Regions from separate parts of the Mus musculus genome. Here all the other regions are linked to region 1. The links are chromatin loops, found by intact Hi-C in ENCODE. Cell type or tissue: left cerebral cortex. All regions are shown on one strand. Region 1 has its middle 9.6 kb from the start of Gm15691. Region 2 overlaps Sntg2 (syntrophin, gamma 2). Region 3 overlaps Sntg2 (syntrophin, gamma 2).

Region 1 (8,000 bases):
TGGGGTGGCAGGGAAAAGCCCTCTCCAACAATTTTCAGTGTTGTTAACATTGAAGGTGTCCCAAGGAGTGGAACAGTTTGTAAGAATGAAGATGTCAGAGTTTAGCACCCCTAGGCTTGCTATAGAGCCACAGAGTTCTGTGATGCCCCTTAGGGCTTTGTTCCTTCACCAGAAGATGAATCTATAAGGACCAAGAGAGCAAGTCTCTGTTGAAGTTCCCACCAACTGACACTGGAGGATCTCAGTGCAGAGGTAGAGGTCATGGTGGCCTGGCTCTGTGAGGGAAATCGTTTACGATCAGAAGGGGCCATAGCTCCTGGATCCTCTGCACCTGGAGCACAATCCTGTTTGGTACTCGTGGCCTCTCAGCTTTGGGGAATTTGAATGACTGAGGCAAGAGGTTAAGCGCTCTCCTCGTGCATCAAGATGGCAGGTGTTCCCAACCATTATCGCCCAGCAAATACCAGTTTTGCATAAGTTTCAGAAACAGATCATCTACAATATTTTGGCATGTCTTATGCTTTTGGAAAATCTTAGTTTAAATAAGTAAAACTGTGTACAGATTATACAAATAAGATGGATATAAAACCAATAATTAGAAAGACAAGCTTGCACACAATCATTACTTGCAAGCACATTTCCTAGCTGAACACGTTCCCGTCAGCCCCCAGCGTTTAGTTCCTTCCACTGGCTTCAATCATAGGAGTGAGAATTAAATTCTGATTTTTACTGCTTCCTGTGGTACAAGCTTCTGGTGTTTTGTGCTCTTTGATCACATGTCCTTGGCCCCATCTGGCCCATGGCCCTTCCTGACCCTACATCTCCTTATCACGGTGGGAGACCCAGAACAGACATATTGTGAAATTTGTTCTCTTAGTAGAATGTTCATAACATTTCTTCCAGAAAATAGTTTGGAACTCATATCCTTCCCTGTCTACCACTTGGTGAATTTTTGAAATATAGCTCACTAAAGTGCTTACTTTACTAAACCCCACGTTACGTGTCGAGGCGAAAAGCTTTACAGAAGATACCTGCAGACACCTGGGCTCTTTGGTGACTTGTGGATGTAGTGATTGATGGTGAGGGAGCCTGTAAGGCCCGCAGCATCTTCATCCTTTTTAGTGACCTTGAGGAACAAACTGAATCGGCTTCAGCAGCCAGTTCCAAGGGGACTCTCTTTGAAAGAAAAAAAGAATCAGACTAGCATATGCGTGCTCTGCCTTGTGACCACTGTTGGCTTTCCACACCACTTCAGATCTACCTTTGAACTCACATGGCCACACGATTCCTCCACAAAGCAGATTCTTTTTGAAGCTGGCCGAGGGTTGAGCTCAGAACTAGGAAGTCTTTATGGTTATCACTGTGTAAGGGACCCTTCCTTCCACTTGAAGTGCTATCCAGTTTGTTAAAGTCATGTAGGCATCTGGCAGTGTCTCAAATTTTCTTTTGATGTGCTTATGCGTTAAGGGCAGGGCACTCATGGTTTACAGTAAACTGAGTCAGAGGAGAGGTGATATAGCCTGTTTCCACATCTGCTCAGGTGGCACCTAAGTGGACCCAGGGCTCACCTAAATTGTTTTCCCTGACATTTGCAGAAGGAACACCAACGCCATCAGTTGAAACAGTTACCCCTAGAGACACAGAATGCACAAAGACTTTCCTTGTCATCCCAGAAGAAAGTGTGACTTTTCTCCTTCCAAATACCTTCACAAAGGGAAGCTTTACTTAAATACTATCAGATATATCCAGCTGTGGTGAATTAAAATCTACAATTATTTGAATAGAGACTTTATTTTTGATAAATTCGTCACTGTAAGGACAGTTAAAGAATGTTCTTTCTCTAAATTAAGCCCCCCCCCCATATTTAAAGAATACTGTCTCGCAGTAACATCTAACATCTAGGGTGTAAGTGGCGTCTCAGAAAATGATAGAGCAAGCTGGGTATAGGGATAATTTTCCAGAGCTAAGTCACAGCAGACACTGTTTTCCCAGTGTCTAAAATGTGTTGTTGGTTGGAGCTGCCAGTGCAGCAGGGTGCTCCTTCCTCACGGATGGCTGCTTAGTCCCAGCCAGCTCAACAATGTGCCATGCTGGGCTTTCTCAGGTGAGGGATTGCCAATTTTGAGGCTGCTCTGAGCTTGCCTAGTGGAACTGCTGCTGGCTCTTGACCTCAGTTTTCCACCTAGGAAAGGGTGGTCATCACATGTCACCAGATGAGCCTTCTGCAGTATCTTGAGACCATTGCAGCTGTTGGCCCCTAAACGGTCTCACCATCCCGGCAGCTGAGCTGAGCTTCCTCTCTGCCCTGTAAGTCTATGGTTCTCCTTTGACGCTGCTGATATTAGCTTACAGAAATCAAATCTCTAAGGGCTTCTGATGTCTGAGAAGAATGTGTCCTACTCTGCCGGGTCATCAATAGGAAGGTGTTCACCTCCTTACCCTCCCATCACCCATGTACCCCAAGATTAATGGGCCAGCCATTTGCTGCCTGGCATCACTGCTTAGGAAAACAGGTGCTCTGGGACTAAGGCACCCCTGACCTTGAGGCTCCCACTCCTGAAAACCTGAGGGATCCCACTGTGCTCAGGTTTGCTGACCCAGTTCCTCTCCTGCCCAAGGGTCTGTGGCTTGTGTGTTCCAGGTGGGGACAGCTGGCTCCTTGCAGACTACACCTCTATTTTAGTTCCTTTATGCTCCAATATGGGATACCCTCTAGCTCCCAAGGGGAGACTTACACCAGCTGGCCTAACTGGGCTAAGTCTATTGTCACCCTGGACTCTAATTCTAGAGCAAAGGTGGTGCTGGCTATTGGTGTTGGTATTGAGTGAGTGGGGTCATCTCCAGTGCACCCCACTGCATCCTGTGCTGTTTCTGTGGGGGATGAGGGTAAGGACAAAGGGGTAAGGGCTTCCCACCCAGGGAGAAGAAAGCTCCTTTGCATCAGGTTCGGGCTTTTGGGAGCAGGGAGCCTGTTTCTTCCCATTACTTCCTTGGCACCAGGCTTGTGGCTGCCACTTTTATACTCGGGGACATTTTAGTAAAAAGAAAAGAACACAGCACAATCTTCTACCCGGTCTCGCAGGATAGAGCAGACCATAGAAAGGGGACACAGGAGATCCAGGAGTGCTGTGTGCTGAGTGCTGTGTGCTGAGTGCTGTGTGCTGAGTCTGCGGGGACAAATGAATTGTTGTGAAGCATACCAGAGGGTCCGAGGCGCACTGCTGCTGCTGCCCCTGCATGGGTCAGGCTGGTGGGATGGACACAGGGAGGACAAACTTGTCACAGGGAGGAGGAGGAGGAGGAGGAGGAGGAGGAGGAGGAGGAGGAGGAGGAGGAGGAGAAGGAGGAGGTGGTGGAGGTGGTGGTGGTGGTGGTTAGGAGCAACTTTCCTAGGATGGAAGGCTAGCCGGGCTGAGCATTCAAGTTGCTATGACTGAGCCAGGGAGAGGAGGCTGAGAGGAAAGAAAGAGCCTGTACTGCACTCGCCACGAACTGCAACTCGCAACACCCACAGGTCAAGCGGGGCACCAGAGGTCTACACGTAGTCCCCAGGAACAGGTGGCAGTTATGATGCAGGTGACATTGCTCATGGGGTGGCTGTTTCACAGAACTAGCACCAGGATGATTTTAGTGTTGGGTTCTTGGCCACCTTGTTTTAGTCTCTCCTTTACTCTCAGCCAAACTCAAGGTGACCCCAAAGGAGGCACTTCCTGCTATCATGTAATTCCCTTGCATTTTCATGAACAAACCCGACACGCTGCTCATGCCTAACGGTCTCAATAGTCTACCACTGTCTGACTCCATGCTGGGTTTTCCTCTGTAGCTCTTGATAGTTTATTTCCACTCTTCTTATTGGACCGTAGAAACATACCCAGTGTTCCTGAACCTCTATAGTGTGCAGGAGGGTCATACATTTATTTAAGGCTTTTCCTATTTTAGGGTAGTAGGCCTGCCTGGAGCCACAAGATTTGCTGAAGGCACAGCAGAGAAACACATTCTGTGATTTGGACAACACGCTGGCCAAATACTGTGAAACTAGTGTTGGAGTCGAGGGAAGGGAACTCAGAGCTTACAGCTTCCGGCTTGAAACACTCGAGGATATTTTTGGAGCTTGGAGTCTAGCGTGAGGCAGACGCTGGGCATCTCTGCCATTCCTCGGCCCATCTGCCCCTGCAGGTGCATGGCAGGTGATAGTAGGAAGGAGTGAACAGGTGTGTACTCTCAGCATGTAGCTATGTGACTCTGGGGAAGCCATCAGCACAGCTAAGAGGATGTTGCAACAGCCACACGCAAGAGTCAGCTGTAAACCACGGTCTTCAGTTTCACAGATGAGTAAGAAACTAACCTTGTTTGTACAACTCTAATAACACCAAAAAAAATGAACCAAAATGGATGAAATGAAAAGGCTTCTGTGTGCAAGTCTCAAAACAACTCACTGGGATTTAAGAAAGTAAATGTTCCCAGCAAAGCCAATACAATGGCAAAAAATTCAGCAACTGTGAGATTCCCCTATATCTGACAGCAGGTGGCGCTGTGAGACAATGGACAGAGCAAAAGCCACCTCGCAGAAATCCTGGATGATGTAGTCTACCTATTTGACCTTTGTTCCTTTCCCCTAGACTCACCGCTGTCCTTCACCTTTTGGCCCTGGAAGGCTCTAGGAGTTCTATTCAAATGTCATGGGATAGGAGCAGTCAAGAAGGTACCAAGTTGTCATGGGTTGTAAGCGATGGGATTAAAAGCTACCTGTCAGAGGGAAGGCACTGGGATAATCTCAGTGGGTAAAGAGAGCATCATGGTTTGAAATGTAGGTGTCCCCGAAGGTCAGGCTAAAGGCTTGTGCCCAGGGCAACAGCAATGGGGATGTTGAGAACTTTCATCTTAGTTTTTAAAATTTAGCTTGTAAATGAAGTAGTTTTCTAATTATTTTCCCTTGTTATTAAAAATAGATTATTTTCTCATACACTATGACCAGTTTATAGTTTATAGTTCCATCCCTTTTCTCCTCCCAGTTCCTCTCCACCCCCTCTTCCATTCAGATCCACTTTCTTTCTGTCTCTCATTAGAAAATAGCAGGCTTCTAAGAGATAATAAGAAAACACAACAACATAAAATGAAATATGATAAAAAACCACCATGATGAAGTCGGACAAGACAAATGGACAGAAGGAAAAGAACATGGGAGCAAGCACAGAACTCAGAGACTGCTCATGCAAACACACACACACACACACACACACACACACACACACACACAGAGAGAGAGAGAGAGAGAGAGAGAGAGATCCTATAAAAATGAGAAGTCCCATAAAAATACTTGAAAAAATATTAACTTGAAGTTAGCAATGGTGATAACCTCTGGGAATTCTTTTATTGTTCAGGATTGGTTTTAGCTGTCCTGGCTTTGTTTATTTGTTTGTTTTGATTTTGTTTTTTGTTTTGTTTTTATTTTCCATATGAAACTGAGAATTGTCCTTTCAGATCTTTGAAGAGGTGTGTTGAAACTCTGATGACGACTGCATTGAATCTGTTGATTGCTTTTGGTAAGATGGCCATTTTTACTATGTTAATCCCAGTGGTCCATGAACACGGAAGATCTTTCCATCTTTAGATATCTCCTTCGATTTCTTTCTTCGAAGACTTGAAGTTTTTATCATAAAAGTCTCTCACTTGCTTGGTTAGAGCCACCCCAAGGTATTTTGTATTATTTGTGAATTTGTATTATTTGTGCACAGTTGTGATAGGCATTGTTTTCCTGGTTTCTTTCTCAGACCATTTGCCGTTTGTATGTAGGAGGTATACCGACTTTTGTGCATCAATCTTGTTTCTAGCTACTTTGTTGAATGTGTTTATTAGCTGGAGAAGTTCCCCAGTAGAATTTTAGGGTCACTTCCGTATATCAAATCATCTGAAAATAATGATACTTTGACTTTTTTCCAATTTATATCTCCATGAACTCCTTCAGCTGTGCTATTGCTCTAGCTAAAGTTTCAAATACTATACTAAATAGGCATTCAGAGAGTGTGAAGTCTTGTCTTGTTTATGATTTTAGTGGAAATTTGTTTTGAGTTTCTCCCCATTTAAGTTGATGTTGGCCATGGGCTTGCTGTAAACTGCCTTCGTTATATGCCTTAGACCCCCTAATTTCTCCAAGATTTTTATCATGAATAGTTGTTGGATTTTGTCAAAGGCTTTTTTAAAAATCTAATGAGATAATCATGTGGGGTATTTTTTTTTCAGTTTGTTTATATAGTGGATTACACTTATTGATCTCTAGCATGAAGCTGACTTGATCATGGTGGATAAACCTTGATGTATTCTTGAATTGAGTATTTTAAAATTTATGTTACTGGAAATTCATCTGTATTTCTTTACTGGCTTTTTATAAGGCTTGGGTATCAATGCAACTGTGGTCTCATAAAATGTATTGGGCAATGTTCCTTCTGCTTCTGGTTTGTGTGATAATTTGAGGAGTATTGGTATTAACTCTTCTTTGAACGTCCGGCAGAATTCAGTTCTAAAACCATCTGACCCTGGGTTTTTGTTCTGTTTTGGTTTGTTGTTTTGTTTTGTTTGGGATACATTTAATGACTGCTTTTATTTTACTAGTGGCTATGCATCTGTTTAAATAGCTTGTCTGATCTTAATTTAACTTTGGCAAATAGGACATATCTATAAAATTATCTTGGTTTTTTTTACTTCCTATTTGGTAGAGTAGCTATTTTTAAAGCATGCCCTTATGAGTCTCTGGGTTTCCTTGGTGTTGTTATGCCCCCTTTTCATTTCTGATTCTGCTATTTGGTTGAGAGTTTGTTGATTTCCTTGATTTTATTTTTCAAAGAACCAGCTCTCCGCTTCATTGACTCTTTGCGATCTCTTTGTTTTCATTTATTTATTTCAGCCCCAAGTTAGAATATTCCTTTCTGTCTATTCCCTTTGGGTATAATTATTTCATTTTGTTATAGAGCTTTCAGATATGCTATTAGGTTGCTAGTATGAGCTCTCTCCGTTTGTTTGTTGTTGTTGTTTAATGTAGCTATTTAGTGCTATGAACTTGTCTCTTGGAGCCATCTTCACTGTGTTTCATATCATGTGTATTCATTTTCATTCAATTCAAGAAAGTCTTTAATTTATTTCTGACCTGACCTATTTTTCATTCAATGGAGAGTTGTTTAGTTTCCATGAGTTTGTAAGGTTTCTGTTGTTGATATCCAGCTTTTAATATGTAGTGGTCTGATAAGATACAGGGAGTTATTTCCATTCTCTTGTGTATGTTGAAACTTGCTTTATGGCTGAATATGTGGTCCATTTTTGAGAAAGGTTCATAATGTGCAGAGAAGATGATATATTCTTTTGAGTTCCGGTGAAATGTTCTGTAAATATCTGTTAGATCCATTTGGTTTAGAACACCAATTAGCTCCAGAATTTCTCTGTTTACTTTTTATCTGCATGATCTGATTACTGATGAGAGTCTGGTGTTTAAGTCTCGTATTATCAGTGTGTGAAGTTCAATATGTGATTTAAGTCGAAGCAGTGTTTCTTTTAGAAACTTTGGTGCCCTCGTGTTTGGGGCATAGATGTTAAAAATTGCAATGTCATTCTGGTGGATTTTTCCTTTGAGTATGTTGGTGTCCTTTCCTATCTCTTCCAACTAGTTTGGATTGAAGTCTATTTTGTTAGATATTACAATGGCTCCATCAGCTTGCTTCTTAGGTTTGTTAATATTCTTTGATTTTGTTATTCTCTCCCCATCCTCCCCTCCCCCATGCCCTCCCATCCTCCTGCTGGTCTATACAGTTCACTCCTGTACCATCTAGTCCTCCTGATGGTTCCCATCCTCCCCTCCCCCATCCCCTCCTGTCCTCCTCTCACTCACACCATTCTCTCCTCTCCTGTAACCTTGATTATCCCTTCTCCCTCTTTTCCTCCTCTTCCTCTATAAATATTTCCCCCTTCTAGTTTTAGTAACTACACCCTCCCTGCTTTCATACAGTTGTAAA
Region 2 (8,000 bases), 130 kb after region 1:
GCCGAAGCTCTCCTGGACCTCTGATGTTTTAACTAAGGTGCTTCTCTTCCTAAGAGAAGGATCTCATACTGCAAGACTAGCTTCTACCTTCCTTTACAGAAGGCCCCACCCACATTCCTCTCTTAGTCTCTGGTCCATTCCTTTCAGAAACTGCTCCTGTACTGGTGCTCAGGATCCGGAACCAACCAGAGTGCCAGGGGAGGGTGACCCAGGAAAGGGGACAGGAGAATTCACTTTGAAATGACAAAGAAGCTGAGATGCTGGTACATGGAAAGGGAGAGCCAGCTGGACAATAGAATCCCACGAAGTCATACTAGCCAGAGAGAGAAAAGACACAGGTATGGGGTCTCTTGCACTTAAAAGTTGTCCTCCACCTCCTTATACCTGTGACCCAAAGGTTCTCTCTTTTTTCTTGCCAATGTACGATCCTCCTTTTGCATGCAGGTGAAGCTTGGCATTGATTTTGCCTGCGTGAAGGAATTGCTTTGATTTCTCTCTCTCTCTCTCTCTCTCTCTCTCTCTCTCTCTCTCTCTCTCTCTCTCTCTCTCCCTCTTTCCCTCTCTCCCTCTCTCTCTTTCTTGAATAAAGAAGAAGACTTTGCAGACACTTAGAGTTCTCCTCATACTGCTAAAGGGACTTCGTAGTGGAACTCTATACTTGCTACATAGGTACCCTATCCTGGTTGTTTGTTGGATCCTTGAGTTGAGTTACCTAGCTGCTTCTCTGGATGTCAACCCACCTGTGCGTTTTCTGCACACCATGAAATGATACTCAGGATGTTTTATTACTTATGATTTTTTTCTCCATAAGAGAGGAAGTCCATGGAACATTCTTGAACAAACACAATGTTCTTGCAAGCTTACCGAAACTCTACTTCAATATATATGTATACTGTATATGCTCCTGATCATAATCATCTTCTCAGGGGTGTAAGAGGAGGGACAAAGTCACAGAGCCCCACATCCTGGATGCTTCTGCAGCTGTGCTTTCTGTACAAAAGCTGAAAATTGCTTTACAAATTCCTACGGTTTGCTCAATAACAGCATGGCGAACTAGAAGAAGCAGCCAGATGGCCACTGGTATTGAGACACACATCTCAAAGCAGCCTTGGTATTTCCTGGCATGGTAATTTGAAGCCACATCAAAAATTTTTTTGAAAAGACTATCTACCACAAGAGAAGTCACTCCATGCAAAATCTCAGCCAAGAGTGTTCCTATGCAGGAATGGAGTATAAGCTTCTGAAGCAGGAGGCAGGCTTGATCCAGATACAAAAACTGAACATTGCATAGAACATCCTTGGTTCCAGGGTGGAGGGTGAGGTGGGGGAAGTCATGGTACCTGCTGGTCCGCTTATATCCTAAGCAGATGCTGCCAGCAGAAGCATCCTGAACTACCCCCTTTGCAAGAGTTGTTAGCCAAAGCCATGTTTGGCCTTTTGGGACAGGACATTCACAGTGATTCCAGTGTTGTCTCTGTACCCGCCACTACCTGCTGGCCCCTTTAGCTTGTGTCACAGGTGGTGTAGGCTGCCAACTCCCACCTGCGGAGGAAGAGAATCTGTTCAATAGAGTAGGAAGTCATACCGCAGGGATACAACAGCCGCCTCCAAATTTGTCTGACAGGCCTGAGGTATATTTAATAAAGATAATTCTTTTTAAAACAAGTTTGGAGAAAAGCCAAGACAGCCATATAGAGTCTGTAACTATAGACTGTTGCTGCTCTTCTCGAATGTCAGCTGGGCTGTCTTGTCTAGGAGTGACATATGTGCTGTTTTGGTTTTGTTTTTTTTTAACATATTTGACATTTTGAGAATGGGGGCTTCCAGATGGTCACTGGCCACAAGTGTAATGGAGCCAGGAGAAGCCCAGGTTAGGATGAAAACCTTCCGATAAATAAAAGGTATTTCTACATTTAATCAGTGGGGCCCCAGTGCAGTGTCTGAGTAATAAAGAAGGCGAATCTGGAAAGAAGCCCTGACCAGTGACCCGGTCCCTTCTCACCCATGCCAGGCTGGGTTGGAACGGAGTTGATGGTGAATGTCTGTGATACAGAGATACCACCTTGCAATTCTGTTTCTGGTTCCTGCATTTCCTGGCTGGGCAGTCAGGTAGTGAGCGGCCAGGGCTAACCCCCTCCAATGCTTTTAACATTCATTACTAGCTCTAATGTCAACAGTATGATTGTCTTTAAATTACTAATGGCTTGCCACATGGCTAGTACATTGTCTGAGAATTTACTCCTTGAGTCTGATGCAGTTTTGATCAAATATAGGGAAGGGCTGAGCTGGGCAAGCAGGAGACTGTGTAATTTCCCTATCTGTGAAACTGTAACCCCACTGTGGCTCCCTTAGCATCCCTGTGTAATTAATTAAGATAGATGAGGACAGGAATCAGGGGACAGACACTGGAGCAACATCACCATGAGATGGATATTATCCCTTTATCAACGTAGCTTTGGCAAATCAATAACAATGCCTCAGCTCAAAATTGCAATATAAAGTAAGATAAAAGTCAGAGACCACCATTCCAGTTTTAAAATGAGGAAATGGAGCTCAAAACAATCTTTTCAAGTGACAAGGCCAGTTAGTTGCAGAAATGTCACTTGATGTCAGGGATCCAAGAAGCCCCATAGGGCTTCCCTGTGCCTCCTGCTAGAGTTTTAGGAAATTGGTACAATAGTGTTATATGTTATGTTGCAAGCTGTCTGAGAATGAGAGTTGCCCCAAACAATCCTGCATCACCAGGATTCCCGAGGTTCCCTGAAGGACAGAACTTCAGCCTTTTCCAATTTCCCTATTCTATAGCTGTCTTTGTCCTGGCTATACCTTGAAGGTGAGTAGTGCTGTTGAAGGGATATCCAGACAAACCAGCTGCCATCAAACTGGAAGAACATGGCCAGTAACCCCATAGTAATGGTATCAAGGAATGGAGTATGGTGTATGGAAGAGAAGGTAATTTTGAAGGTACCTTCTTCCCTTGTGTATCAATCCTCGAATAACGCATTTTTTTTTGCATTTGTGCAGGGGTGGGGGTGGAAACATTCCATAAAAGGGCAGGAACTAAGGACCAAAAGCAAAAAGCAGATGGTATCTATGGGCCTGTGCATGGGTATCATTAGGGAGAAGCTATGCAGAATAGGTTCTGAGAGATCCTTACACAAGACAGCACAAACACCACTCTAAGGACAGCCCTCAGGAAGTACAGGGAGCTATGGATGGAGGGTGTGTAGGAGGCAGAGACATGTCTGTGGGGTAAGGACATGAGACAGAATGAGAGAGAAAAGAAGGCCTATAGAAAGAAATTCCTTTCAGGAAAGGACAAGAATCTGTGAGAAAAGATGAGGGCTTGAGTGAGGGTAGAAGGGAAGGCAATGTCAGCTCTGAGAGGTGCAGATATAGGCAGGTTTAGGACTGCTCTTCTTGTCACAACTGGGATAAAAGATCCCCCAAAGACCCCAAAGCATCAGGACTGCACCAGTGAGGGGTGTGCTCTCCAGGAATGGTGAAGTAACCTGTGTGTGTGTGTGTGTGTGTGTGTGAGAGAGAGAGAGAGAGAGAGAGAGAGAGAGAGGGAGGGGGGAGGGGGAGAGGGGAGGGGGAGGGGGGGACACGGGGAGGGGGGAGGGGGAGGGAGACGGGGAGGGAGAGGGAGAGACAGAAAGACAGAGTCTGGGGCTGGAGTGGACTGATGGAGAGTGTAAGAATAAATTGTTCTCCTCAAAGGAGGTGCCTCTTCTCATTTTTTTTTGGAATTTACTTGTATCAGGGAGACTGACTGTGATTTCGCTTTCTGAGTCTTAGCCACATGTGGTTCACTGAAACATGAAAATACAAGAAATTTCCAGAAGTCAGCAATTTGTAAGTTTTAAGTTGCCCACTAATTTGTGCAGCTTGATGGAACCATATACTATCTTTCTTTTCTACTGGGGATGCAAGACATCCTTTTGCCCAGCGTGTGCACACTGTAGATACTGCCTGCTGCTAGTCACTTAGAGCCATCTGTTATCATACCAACTGTCTTGGTACCACAACAACCCTTACTCGACTTAATGATGACCCTAAAGTAGAATACTGATATCGACAATTCAGATTTGTCAGTAAGAAGTCATAAACTGCTTCCCTTAAGCAAAAAGTTAGGACTATCATAAACTTGTACAGGAATATGTATAAGGCATACACTGGAGAAAACATAGATGCCAAGGTTTCAGTGTTAAATTAATTACACTTTAAAATCCTTGTGGCAAAGGATCTAAAGGGACTTAAGGGAGGAAAATTTACTTTGGCTACAGATTTCAAGAGATTGCCATTCATCATGGAAGGTATCAGGTAGGAGCTGCTCTTGGTGGTGGGAGTATATGGGGCATGTGGTGGCAGCACCTCATATCTTAATAGATCAAGAAGCAGAGACCTCAAGCTAGGAACAGAAGCAGATATATAGCCTTTAAGCCCTACCCCAGACAGCTCATGTCTGCTAGCTGGAGCCCGGTACTAAAGTTTCTACAACGTCTAGAGTCAGCAATAGCAGCTGAGGACCAAGAGTTCAAACACGTGGGGGGGATATCTCAGATTCAACTCCAACAGGTGTTAACTGTGACTTCTGGTAGCCACTGGGTCAGGGATGTGTAAGAACATGCCTTCTGGAAATGGAAACCCTGTCATATCTTCTAGCATGTCCCTATTCTGTTGCTTGAAGAAACACCTTGACCAAGGCAACCCTTATAAAAGAAGGCATTTAACTGGAGGCTTTCTTACAGTTTCAAAGGCTTAGTCTATTAGCATCATGGCAGGGAGCATAGGAGCTTGCATGGTGATGGAGAACAAGCTGAGAGCTTGATCTGCAGGGAGGCGAGAGTGACTGGGTTTTGCAGGGGCTTCTGAAACCTCAAAGGTCACCCCCAGGAACACACTTCCTCCAAAATAGCCATACTACTTAATCCCTCTAATTCTTTCAAACAGTTCAACTCCCTGGTGACTAAGCATTCAAATATATGGGCATAGGTGCCATACTTATTCAAACCACCACAATATTTGGCAGGATTTGAAGGCAAATATTTTAAAATGTCACCCTCAAAATTGGCGTTGTAATCTGTAGGCTGTGGTCTGTGTTAGGTGATGAATTTGTCTGTTTTCTCTGACTCACATGATGTTTTTCAAAGAAGAATTCATTTTTTAAGTTTTTTAAAAATTATGTGTATGGTCTGTGCCAAGTATGTACATGTGACTACAGGTGCCAGTGGAAGCCAAAACATGCCATCAGATCCAACTAGACTTGCGTTCCAGGCATTGCAAGCTGAAAGCCATGGGTCCTGGCAACTGAACTTGGCTCTTCTACAAGAGCTCTGTGAGCTTTTCGCCACCAAACCATCTCTCAAACACCTCTGGTTCACATCCTTAGTCTTTCTCCTTCAGTAAATAACAGAATTACAAACTAATGCGTTTTATTGACATTGGTAGGAATTTTTTTTTTTTAAGACAAACATGACTTCTCCAAGTAACCTTGATTCTGTCACGTTGGGTGTTTCCGCATATTCTAAGATGAACGAGAACCTTTGGCAAAGCTGTTTTAACTAATACAGTTTTTGTAATTTGCACTGGCTCCAGGGTATCTCACACACATACCGAGAGCAAAAGAAGCTGGGAATGAAGAAAGTCTGTGTGGTTTCGCTTTTTTTTTTTCCTGTGCTAGTAAATATTTCATTCGGAAATTTCCATGTTCTGACGAAGATAAATAACCCTACACATTTTATTCAACCGAGGTCAATATCTTGAAGGACAGTATAGAATTTCCCTCATTTTTAATTTAATGTCGAGGGGTGAAATATTGATAGTGATGCCTTGGAAAGATACCTTCAGGTTACTCTGGTGAACAAATAATTTACAAATGCACAAAGCTGGCACTGGCTCATACCACTCTGGGCTTTGCCACTTGGAGAATCATCAACCTCTGCAGGGCTACCCAGTGCAACCTCCTGGCTTTTCTTCCTGTCCCAGCGAGGACGGAGGATTGCTTTCATCTCTCCTTTTAGGGGGGCATACCCATCCTTGTGCTTCTGTTTCCCCCCTTTAAAAACACCGTGCTCCAATTCACCTTTCATTCTATCACTAACGTGAGCTCTGTCTTTGAACCCACATCTTCAGCCTTCACTCATCTCCAGGGGCAGTGAATAACGAGCGTACACTCACATTCAAAAACATAGATGGAAACTGGGCCCAGCTGGCTCTGCTTGTAGAATCTGTTATTTCATAAACTATAATTAGAAACAAAGTGATTAATGAAATGGACAGGGAGTAGAAGAGACAATCTAGGCAGTTCCCTTGCATAGAGGAAAAAGCAAATTTACAGCACATGTCTGAAGGGGCAGCTAGACCAGCTACGCTTCAGGGTGTCCAACACTCTCATGGTGCTTGCCTTTGGGGACAGTGTCTTTTCATATGTGGAGATAATCCTTTGACATAGATCCAGTAACTCAATTAGCTTTCTAGATATCTTCTATTTCCTCATCTCTGTGCTGGTTCAGCCCAGGATCATGTCCCAGGAGGTGGGGGTCCCCTGCCTTTCCCCAAATCTAAGTGGCACCTGGAAAGTGGTATCTGTGCTGTAGAAGAGACCCAAGACATAGGATGTGACTAAGGGACCTCTTGAGGGGAGGGGCTTTCTGATCATCTAATTGGATAGCATTTACTTGTCACTAATAAAATCCTTAAATTTCAATTAAAACAAATTTTAAACAGACACTACAATTTATTATTATCTTCAAAAATCTCATAACTCATTAAAAAAAGAGAATCATTTCCCGAGGATGGGGTGAGCTTGCTCTGAAGCTCACTGGATGTGTATCGTCCCGAGTTTATCTGATGGTGATGGTTACAAGCACATCCCATGTCTGACCACAGGTAGAAGCTTCTGGAGAAGCCTGCTGAGATGACGGAAACGGTGCTATTAGCTGAGACTCCATGCTCACCCAAAAGTCATGTTATAGCCTAATCCCCAGTGATAAGGGACTTTTTGGAGATGGTGGGGTCACATGAGTGGAGACCATATTATGGGTTTGTATTCTTGTTTAAAAGCTCCTCCCACTAAGGAAGAAGAAGGTACAGAGAAGGTGACATTTGTGAACCAGGAATCCTCAGATGCCAGAAACCAGATCTGGCTGGACCTCAAACCCAAGCTACATACTGGCATCCACCAGTATCCACCTGTCTCACTCTAGAAAGAACATCCCAGTGTCTAATTATGCTCGTTTTTCCTGCCTTGGAGTCTTTTTCTTCCTTCCTCTAGCCTAAAGGCAGTTAGCAGCAAAAGCTTCGGAGATCATTTTTGGAGGACAGGCATCTCACGTGCTTGCCTCTCTTCAGGGTCAGCTTGTTTAGGAAGCTTAGGATGCTAGCTGCCAGAGAGCCTCAGAAACTAGCTCCAGCCCACATCCTAGATGAATAACTGTATCATCAAGTTACCACTTGATACAGAGTGTCTTCTGATGGAAGAAGAGTTACACACTTGCTTAGAGATTACATTTAGCTACCTGTTTCTGTCAATAGGGTAGCTCTAATTCTGTGGTCAGCCAGGACACTCAATTCTAATTCCAAAACAGACAGGAAACACTCAAAACAAAACAAAGCCAAAGAAAGCCACCTGCTATCGTGTGCTGGCTAAGCTGTGTGAGCAAGCTTTCATGGGAGCAGACTCACATGACTCTGAGGAACATTGGAACCAAGCACTGCTCCTGAGGGGTATTGTGTCCCTGTCTCTACTCTTCCTGCAGCCGAGGTCATTCAGCTGTCCTTGGTTCCTCTTCATGAGCAATGTAACAACCTGCAAGATGGCTGGAATGGGTCATCCACTCCACTTTGCTTCTGCTGACTTCAGTGTGATTGACGAAGCAGCATCAGTAATCCATGCCTGGCATTGGTCTCTGTGGGGAGACTTGAGAGCAGAGTTCTGTTTGCTGTCTGCTCCTAGCTCACAGCTGCTCACACCCAGTTCTCTTCTCTGCATCGGA
Region 3 (8,000 bases), 150 kb after region 1:
TGCCTCCTGGTTGATCACCCCATCATGGCTACATCATCCTATCATTCAGTCTTGGGATCCCAAGAACCAACAGGATGACACAGGCAGCACTGCCTTCCACCACAAACCCGTGAAGCCCTTGCTGAGGTGCCTCAGAGGTAAGATGTAATCTCAGTCCTTAGGAGGCTGAGATGGGAATGCAACAAGAAGTTTGAAGCTAATCTGGTTCACAGAGTGAGCTTCAAACCAGCAAGGGCTACCAAGGGAGACCCTGCCTCACAAAACAAGAAATTGCAATCTTTGTTGTCCTAGAAAAATACCAACGGGGGTTAGCAATGTTTTAGCAACCTTCAGGTTGTTTCTATTGCAAACATCATTTTCTAAATGAACAAAGTAGTTTCAGTGTTAGGCAGACAAGGAATGGAAAGTCTCAAAAAACGGTTCTGTCCCTCTAGACGGCAAGCTGCGTGCCATGCCTCATACTGGCGTCGTCGCGGTTCCTTGTGAGACTCTTCATAGTGAACAGAGGACATGGATTAACAGAAAAGTCTCACAGCTCTTGCTGCTTTTATGTGTCTAGACATCTGGACTCCACAGTAACTTGAGAACTATCCACTCCACCTTTGCATTTCCTCCGTGCTGAGGCTGAGCCTCTGCCTGCTCTGGCAGATCTGAGTGCCAGGCTGTTTTCAGAGCAGAAATTAAGAGAACATGAAAAACCTCACCCCAGTCACAGCATAAGGCCACCAGTTTCACCATGTAGCCCTTATTTGGGGTGACAGAAGAAACTGATGCTTCTCCTGTTTTGGGATGTGTTGCAAAATATCCAGGCCCTATGATGAATGGGGTGGTCAGCAGGCTTATTCCGGAATTTTTCACTTGAGCCTTATGTCCTCAGCATGGTGATGCCATAGCACCTTGGCATCTTTGACACTTATTTAGCTTGTTGTCTTTAATGACTCATGGTCATTCGTCTCAATTTTCAAAGTTCTAAGCTTTCCTTCATGAACCTAAAATGTTATCTTTTATTTAAAAGAAAACTATTTCAGAAAACCATGAAAACTTTTTCTGCCTGTGGTCTAAGTAAGCTACTTAGTCTCCAAATGCTGAGCCCTTCTTAAATATGCACTTGATCCTCTGTACACAGATCTGGGTTTGCAAGCTGGGAACTCAGAGCCCAGATTGGTTGCTTAGAGATCATGCCACAAATAGTGCTCATTTAAGTTCAGACATCAGGAGATGGATTTGAAAGGGCATTGAGTCCTGCTGGAGTAATAAAGGCTGGGGACATCTCAACACTCAGCTCTCAGTCATGGAGCAAGAAGGCACCTTTGTCCTTTGTGTGGTTTTAGCAACCAAATCTAGCTCTTTCCCTACCTTCATTACCATGACAAGACCAGAACATCAGTCAGCATCAAGTTACAGAGCAAAAACTGTTATGTTGACCAGTGTTCTCATGCCAGCTAGCTTGTGGACATGTCAGGTCCAGGGATGGGCCTATATACCTAGAATGGTGTTCTAGATTATTCTAATTTTGATGCCTTTAAAATGTCATTCTAGAAATGTACAAATGTTCTATGGTCTTCTCATTTAGTATCCGGGTAGGGAACATGCTTGGCTATGTTTCCTGCCCTTCCTAATTACTCCTTATGCTGGTGAAATAGCTGGTAAGAATAGACTGATGGCCGGAGACAACGGCTTGTCTCTCCCTGGTAAGAGAAGTGAGTGTTACAGAATTGAGCCATTAGTGTATGAGGGATGTCCATATAAATATTCACTAAACCACAAACAGTTATCAGAATCCTAGCATGGTGTGTGTGCTACTAAGGATAGAACTTAAGGCCTTGTGTATGCTATCATACTCTCCCACCAAATCATATTCCACCCTCAAATTGTGTTTTCTTAGGCCTTTGATATGGAGAGCTACTGCTAAGTCATAGATTTAGCTGTGTCTCAGCAATGATACACAAATGGACTGGTTCAACACTGTGCCTTCAAAGGGTCTCCTTATCACATTCTCTCTCTGTCTCTCTCGTCTCTGTCTTTGTTTCTCTGTCTCTGTCTCTCTGTCTCTGTCTCTCTCTCTCATTCTCTGTATGTAGGCATGCATGTGGAAGCCAGATGGTTAACCTCAGTTGTTTCTCAGGTACCACCCACTTTTTTTTTTCTTTGAGACAGGCCTGCCATTAGGTTGGAACTTACTCAATAGGTAAGGCTGGTTGCCAATAAGCTCCCAGGATTGACCTGTCTTTACCTCCTCTGGATTCCTTAGGTGGGTTCTGGGGCTGGACCCCATGCTTGCAAGGTCAGCACTGTATTGACTGAGCTATCTCTGACCCCATCCTTATCCATGGTATTTTGAGTAAGAGGCAGCCTACTTTGTCTAGCCCAAGGAGGCAGTAACTGGCTTGACATGAATTCTAATGTTTAATGGTCAAGGTTCAGACTGATTAGATAGTCTGTCACCAGGGAGTCCAGTCCCCAAGGGCTCATAGCAGTCATGTGCCACATTATGAAACAAATGATACCATTTAAAACCTTTGAAAGGCTAATTTTCAGGGAAAGATGCTAGATTAAATGTTAAGACCTGTCGTCAGAGCCCCATTTGAGACCTACCATGGGAAGTAAGGACATTGCCTGGTAAAAAAGAGGACAAGGGAGCAGGAAGGGGTTTCAAAGGAAGATGGCTGATGCACGACTTAGTTGATATTGTGTACTGTGGGTTCAACCCTCACACAAGAGCAAGGGGCCATGCAACTGTGAGGTCAAACATGTTGCTTGTAGCCTGTGCAGACCAGCTCAGAACTTCCCCCAGATCCTACAGAAACAGGAAGGGAGCTCCAGAACACTAGACCCCACTTCCATGTCATTAGGAACCGGAGTTCATATCAAGCTCTTCCCTTGCAGTGTTGCTGCCCCTGGCTGCACACGAGTCAGTGGGTAGACATGCTAAGATTCTCACATATGGCCTCTTGAAGACTCTTATGTGTACTGTTCTAGTCCCTGGAGTGACAGGAAGACTGGCTGACCATGAGTAAGCCAGAGACAGAAGCACAAGTAGACCGGCAGTGGAATCTCTAGCAGGCAGTGCTGTGCTGTGCTTTGCTCTTCCTAGGTTAGGGCCTTGACCAGGATCTATTCCGGGATATTGCCAAGTGCAGCACCAAAGACACACATAGAATCCTGAGGACTGTGTGGAGATAGACCATGCAAACCTGCCCTTAAGGTGGAATCCTAAAGGTCTTAGATTTGGTGTCCTGAAGTGCAAGACTGCGTGTCAGAGATGAAGAAGCAGAAACTACGTAGAAGTTCTGCACTTCTTCCTCCACGGTAGATGCTGTAACACCATATGCATCCCAGAAGGACACACTTGGCAAGAGCATTCAGGTCTGGAGTCTGGATCAAATTAGTAGCAAGTGTGGGTTCTGTATTGATCTGTGTGAGTACCATGGTCACAGAAGGTAAGGACTCTTGACAAGGATCAAGAAGTCATTTGCTCACCGACCCTGTGCTACAGCATGAATGGCCTTCGATGCTGGATACAGAATTGAAATCCATCCTTGATATTACATTATTTTATGCAACTGCATTTTATTATTACTACAATCATCATGTGAGTCCATGGGGAAAACATCATGATAATTTCACTTTGAGGAAGTGAAGTGACAATGTTTGTAGTGAGTTTTCAGGTACCAGGGACAAAAGCAGGTTCCTTTTCTGTCTCAGGATTTCTCTACCTCTGAACACAGGCTGCTTGAATATTCTGTATAATGCTCTATCCTGTTCATGGCAGGTGCTAAGCAGCAATTTGGGCCCCCATAATGGACATCCCGAAGTGGCAGAGTACCCTACCCTTCCAGGTACTAGTGAGGAAAAACCGTCTTCAGTTATCTCCATATGTCCCCTAGAGGGCAGACTTGTCCTGGCTGAGATCTTTGTTCTGGAAAAAGGAAGGGCACAGGGAAGAGTTCTAGACAAAGTTGCTGTCTGGGAGTACTTATCAACTGGTTGAGAGACTGGGTCACAAAAGAGCATAGCCTAAGAGGCTCAGATATGGCAGTTTGGAAACAGCTATGAGAAAAAGACTGCTCATTTTTAGAAGCCTTTGATGAGCCTTCACTTCTTCATTGTGGGCTCTGGAACGAAGGGAGGCCAAAGCTGAGCTGGCACAAGGTATGTGGAAAGCAGGTTTCTAGAAATGTTCGTATGCTTAGTAACAGAAATTCAGATATGACCCAGTAGAATCCATGTGTATGAATGAGCTCAAGCCTGAGGCCCCAAAGACCAGACCACATTGCCATCATCCATGTCCAACGACACATCATCAAACTGAAGCTTTATACAACAAGTGAAACTCCAACAGGTCAGGGCTTCCTAAGTGCTGATCAGCAGCAGCTGATCTGAAGGGAACCAAGCTAGCCCGAATGGACAATAGGGACACCCTTTCTGCTCTATTCTGCAAGAGAAACCACAGGAAGCTGTTTCCTGTGAGAGCCATGGGGTTCTGTAATACAGGGTCCCTTGATCCTGCTCAAGCCACCCACAGAGACCACTCTTCTGCTCTGTGGGTCTGCTGTAGGCTTTTATGCTTTGTCCTTGCTAATAAAAGCCAATGAGATCTCTAAACTAAATCTACTGGCGTCCCGCGTTCACAGCAGCATTCCCCACAGGCACAAACATCACTCATTTGTAATTAGCAAAGTAGGTCTTTATAAATATTATGTGAAAGAGCATTGGCTCTTCACATTGGCAAAGGATTTCCTAACACTTATGTAATTTGGAGAACCCTCAGATGATGATGGAAATAATCCAGTGATTTCTACTGCTCACACAGGCGGCATAATCAATACAGCTGGAATCCAGGACAGCATTTCATTCCTGGATGCATTCTACCAACGTGCGGAGTGTACTCTCCCCAAAACCACTCAGGTTTGAAACTACGGTTCTTTTCATTCTGTTCTAGTGTTGTAGGTTTTTTTCTCTTCAAGGAGATTATGAAAACCCATCCTGTGTTTTCCTCTTTCTCCTTCCCTCCCCGTCTGTCTGTCTCTGAATCATAGCTGCCAAGCACCATTTCACTGGACATTTTGCTGTGTGGGTTCTAGGGCTTGTAAACACCCAGAGACCCCAAACTAGCAAGCAGGAAGGCAGATCATATAGGCAGACCTTCATTTCCAGCACAGCTGGTGGGTGCTGCCTACTCTCACACATATCTGAATAGCTGCAAAGGAACAGGCACAGAGCCGCAGGCATTCCCTGCATCTTACCTTTGTCTTACCGTCAAAGCAGGTGAATCCCAGAGCAAAATCCACCGTGAAGCACAGCGTCTCCCCTTGCCAGCTGCACAGATATGTTTTGGACTAGAAAAGAGTATTAATTTTGAGTGAGAGCTCTGTGATAGTTCTGGTTAGCCATAGCAAGGCAGTTGGCACATTAGCTACTTTTAGCCAAAGGACACTGTTTTCAGTCTGAACTCAGCAACTATGTAGAATAAAAAGGCAGGTTTGGGGGTTGCAGGGAACTGCAGAGACACATGTAGGCACTGGGATCTTCCTTGCTTTCGTTTTTAGACAGACAAAGGATGTCTTTAAAGGCATCAGCTAAACAAAACCAAATCATTGAAACATTCCAACAAATATTTGTTCTTCGTTGTTCTTTTAAAAACACTCACTGGACATCTACGTGCTTCAAGTGTTTCACGGTAGTCTATGGCGTATATAGGGCATGTAGAAAGGAACAGTCCTAAAACTGGTGAAGTTGTTTTTTGTCAACTTCAGTTTGTAGGTAAAGTTACCCCAGTCTACAGATGACCTGATGCCATCATTTCTGTGGGAGAAATCGGGGTGCTTTTCACGGGATAGAGATGAAGGTCTTGCTTAGGGACGATGATGGGGCAGGACTTGGTTTTCTGACTCTCTGACATATGTACTCAACACTGGGAAGTCAGGAGGAGCCCATCTCACGTCTGCACTGCTTCTTATCCCTCTACCCAGGGTGCCCTGGGCATCCTCTGCACAGTTACTGACTCTGCCGCTTAGATCTACTCTATTATATTCTCATCCTAGTAACAAGACAGATGCCTTGAATATCATTAAACCATACCAGGGATCCCTGGGGAGGTTGTCACTACATCTTGGCTCCATTCTCTCCTTCACCTCTTACAATGGGCACAGAGAGCAGGCCCACAAAGAAAGGACCCTGTCCGACATAGCTTTACAACCCTTCGTCTCTTTTAGGCTTCACTCAGCTTCCCAGTACTGCCATGTATTCATATCTGCTTCTTGAAACCATGCACACAGCAGCTGCCCACTGCCCCCTCTTCAGGCTATCAGTGTTTTGATGCTGGTAGGAAATGGAAGTTCTAATAAGGGCTCCAGCTCTTCTCTTAGCTCACCTTCCCTAACTTGACTCAGAGCAGAAGAAGTGCTGGGCTTCCTTTTGCAAGTCCATGGCAATTTACGTTCTCATAGTTTTTAGGACTCACTACATGTCTAGAATGTAAATGTAGCGATTATAAACTGGGAGAAAACATTTCTAGGGGACCACTGCCTTCTTGTATCCCAAGCTCTGATGTCATGAGAAGAGTAGAGCTGTGAACCCCTGGGGATACAGCCTGCTCTTTGGAGGGTAGGCAAACACTGTTGTAGAATGTTACAAGCTCATATGTTTCCCCAGCCCCTCGGGGTCTCAGGAAGGACAGGGGAGAGACACGGAAGGTTTGTGCAGAGACTCATCCCTGTGGAATCTCACAGCAGAGCCAGCCAGTGGTTGCCAGACACACAGCCTCTCCTCATTCAGATCTTCAGAGTCTGGCATGGTGTGTGTGCATATGTGCGTTACATCTCAGTACCTCCATTGTGTTGTATAGTAAATCCTTTTCTTCAATATGTTGGAAAAAACCTCAAGTTGACATCTGTTTCCCAGTCCTTTGAAAAGAGTAGGCTTCATGGGCCAACCAGTGGGAGTAGGATATCAGAGTAGTGGTCATAAACATGACCATGTTAAAGGCACCCTTGTGGGCTATTTACATTTAAAAAATACACAAGCAGCTTAAACATTTGAATGTTACCTAAAGGGAGAATTTTTATGACACATGTTTGGAGTTGTTCAAGATATATAGGCTATAAGAATGACTTGCTGAATAGCTTTAGATCTGCTGGTTAAAGTATGGATAAAAGTTACACACAGAACACTGGCAGGCTGGGCAGAGAACTGCCTTATCTCAAGGGAAGCTGCAGCCTGGCATACAACGGCCCACAAAACAATGCTTCATGGTTGTCTGTGGCAGAGGACACCTAAGAAAGCTCTGTGAATAAATTACTGTGCTCAGGAGAGATGTACTAAGTGCCGCCCACTACAAATGCCCAGACTTTAGAACAAGTTTGCAGAGCATTTTAGAACATATTATATGAAAAGGTCAGAGTGGCCTTAATAATAGCTCAAAGTATATGGCTGTGAAGGTCAGCGTTGGAACAAAAGAAAAGGCAGCAGCAAAGAAGAACCAGTGTTTAAGAAAAACCTCAAAAACCTCAAGCACAGAATCACCTGGAACTTTTTTTTTTTTCCCCCAAGACAAAAACCAAATGAAAAGACTAGTGATCAAAAATGCCTTCTCAACTTTGTTCTGGAGAAAGAGCCTTGTTGTGTAGACACGGTGCAGAGTTAGCCCCGTGCAATGGCTCGCGTCCAAGGACGAGACTATGTGAGAAGAATGAACAGTCTGTCGGGTTTAGTGTGGCTTGCCTGCAATGCTGTTTTTTAGGAGGCTGAGGCAGGAAGACTGTTAGCTTGGGCTAGCTTAGCCCATACAGCCAGACTCCGTCTAAGACAACAATAAACATGAGGATGTTAGTGATGGTTATGATAGAGACATCAACACAAGCAACTTGGAAAAGTCCTGGGCTCACACACAGAAAAGCAAGGAGCAGGTCTGATCACATCCCTTGTCAAGCTTGTTTGTATTTGAGGAGGATGTGGTGTGTAGTGTCCTTTCTGGTGCTGTTTTTCTGCCTCTCCCTAGT

Evidence for each region. Peaks named below come from ENCODE experiments on the same cell type or tissue, not always from the same donor. Only the 100,000 strongest peaks of a DNase experiment are listed, where the experiment ranks them.
Region 2: it touches region 1 in a loop (2.5-fold over the local background); 8 of 42 quality-filtered maps call a loop at or near these places.
Region 3: it touches region 1 in a loop (3-fold over the local background); 12 of 42 quality-filtered maps call a loop at or near these places.

The regions. Positions count from the first base shown.
Region 1 is chr12:30,045,861-30,053,860 of GRCm38, forward strand. No RefSeq gene overlaps it. Among named protein-coding and RNA genes, the nearest start is that of Gm15691, 9.6 kb to the right of the region's middle. In left cerebral cortex, a CTCF peak has its summit at 4,519 (motif pointing right); DNase peaks (open chromatin) are centred at 4,135 and 4,521.
Region 2 is chr12:30,176,625-30,184,624 of GRCm38, forward strand. All of the region lies in intron 16 of Sntg2 (syntrophin, gamma 2), which reads right to left. Among named protein-coding and RNA genes, the nearest start is that of Gm32084, 35 kb to the left of the region's middle. In left cerebral cortex, no CTCF peak of the experiment used is centred here; DNase peaks (open chromatin) are centred at 1,124 and 3,265.
Region 3 is chr12:30,196,029-30,204,028 of GRCm38, forward strand. It overlaps Sntg2 (syntrophin, gamma 2), which reads right to left. Exons shown (of 17, transcript NM_172951.3): 15 at 5,247-5,339. Among named protein-coding and RNA genes, the nearest start is that of Gm32084, 54 kb to the left of the region's middle. In left cerebral cortex, a CTCF peak has its summit at 3,882 (motif pointing right); DNase peaks (open chromatin) are centred at 3,914, 4,599, 5,212, 5,417 and 2 more places; H3K27ac peaks cover 693 bases.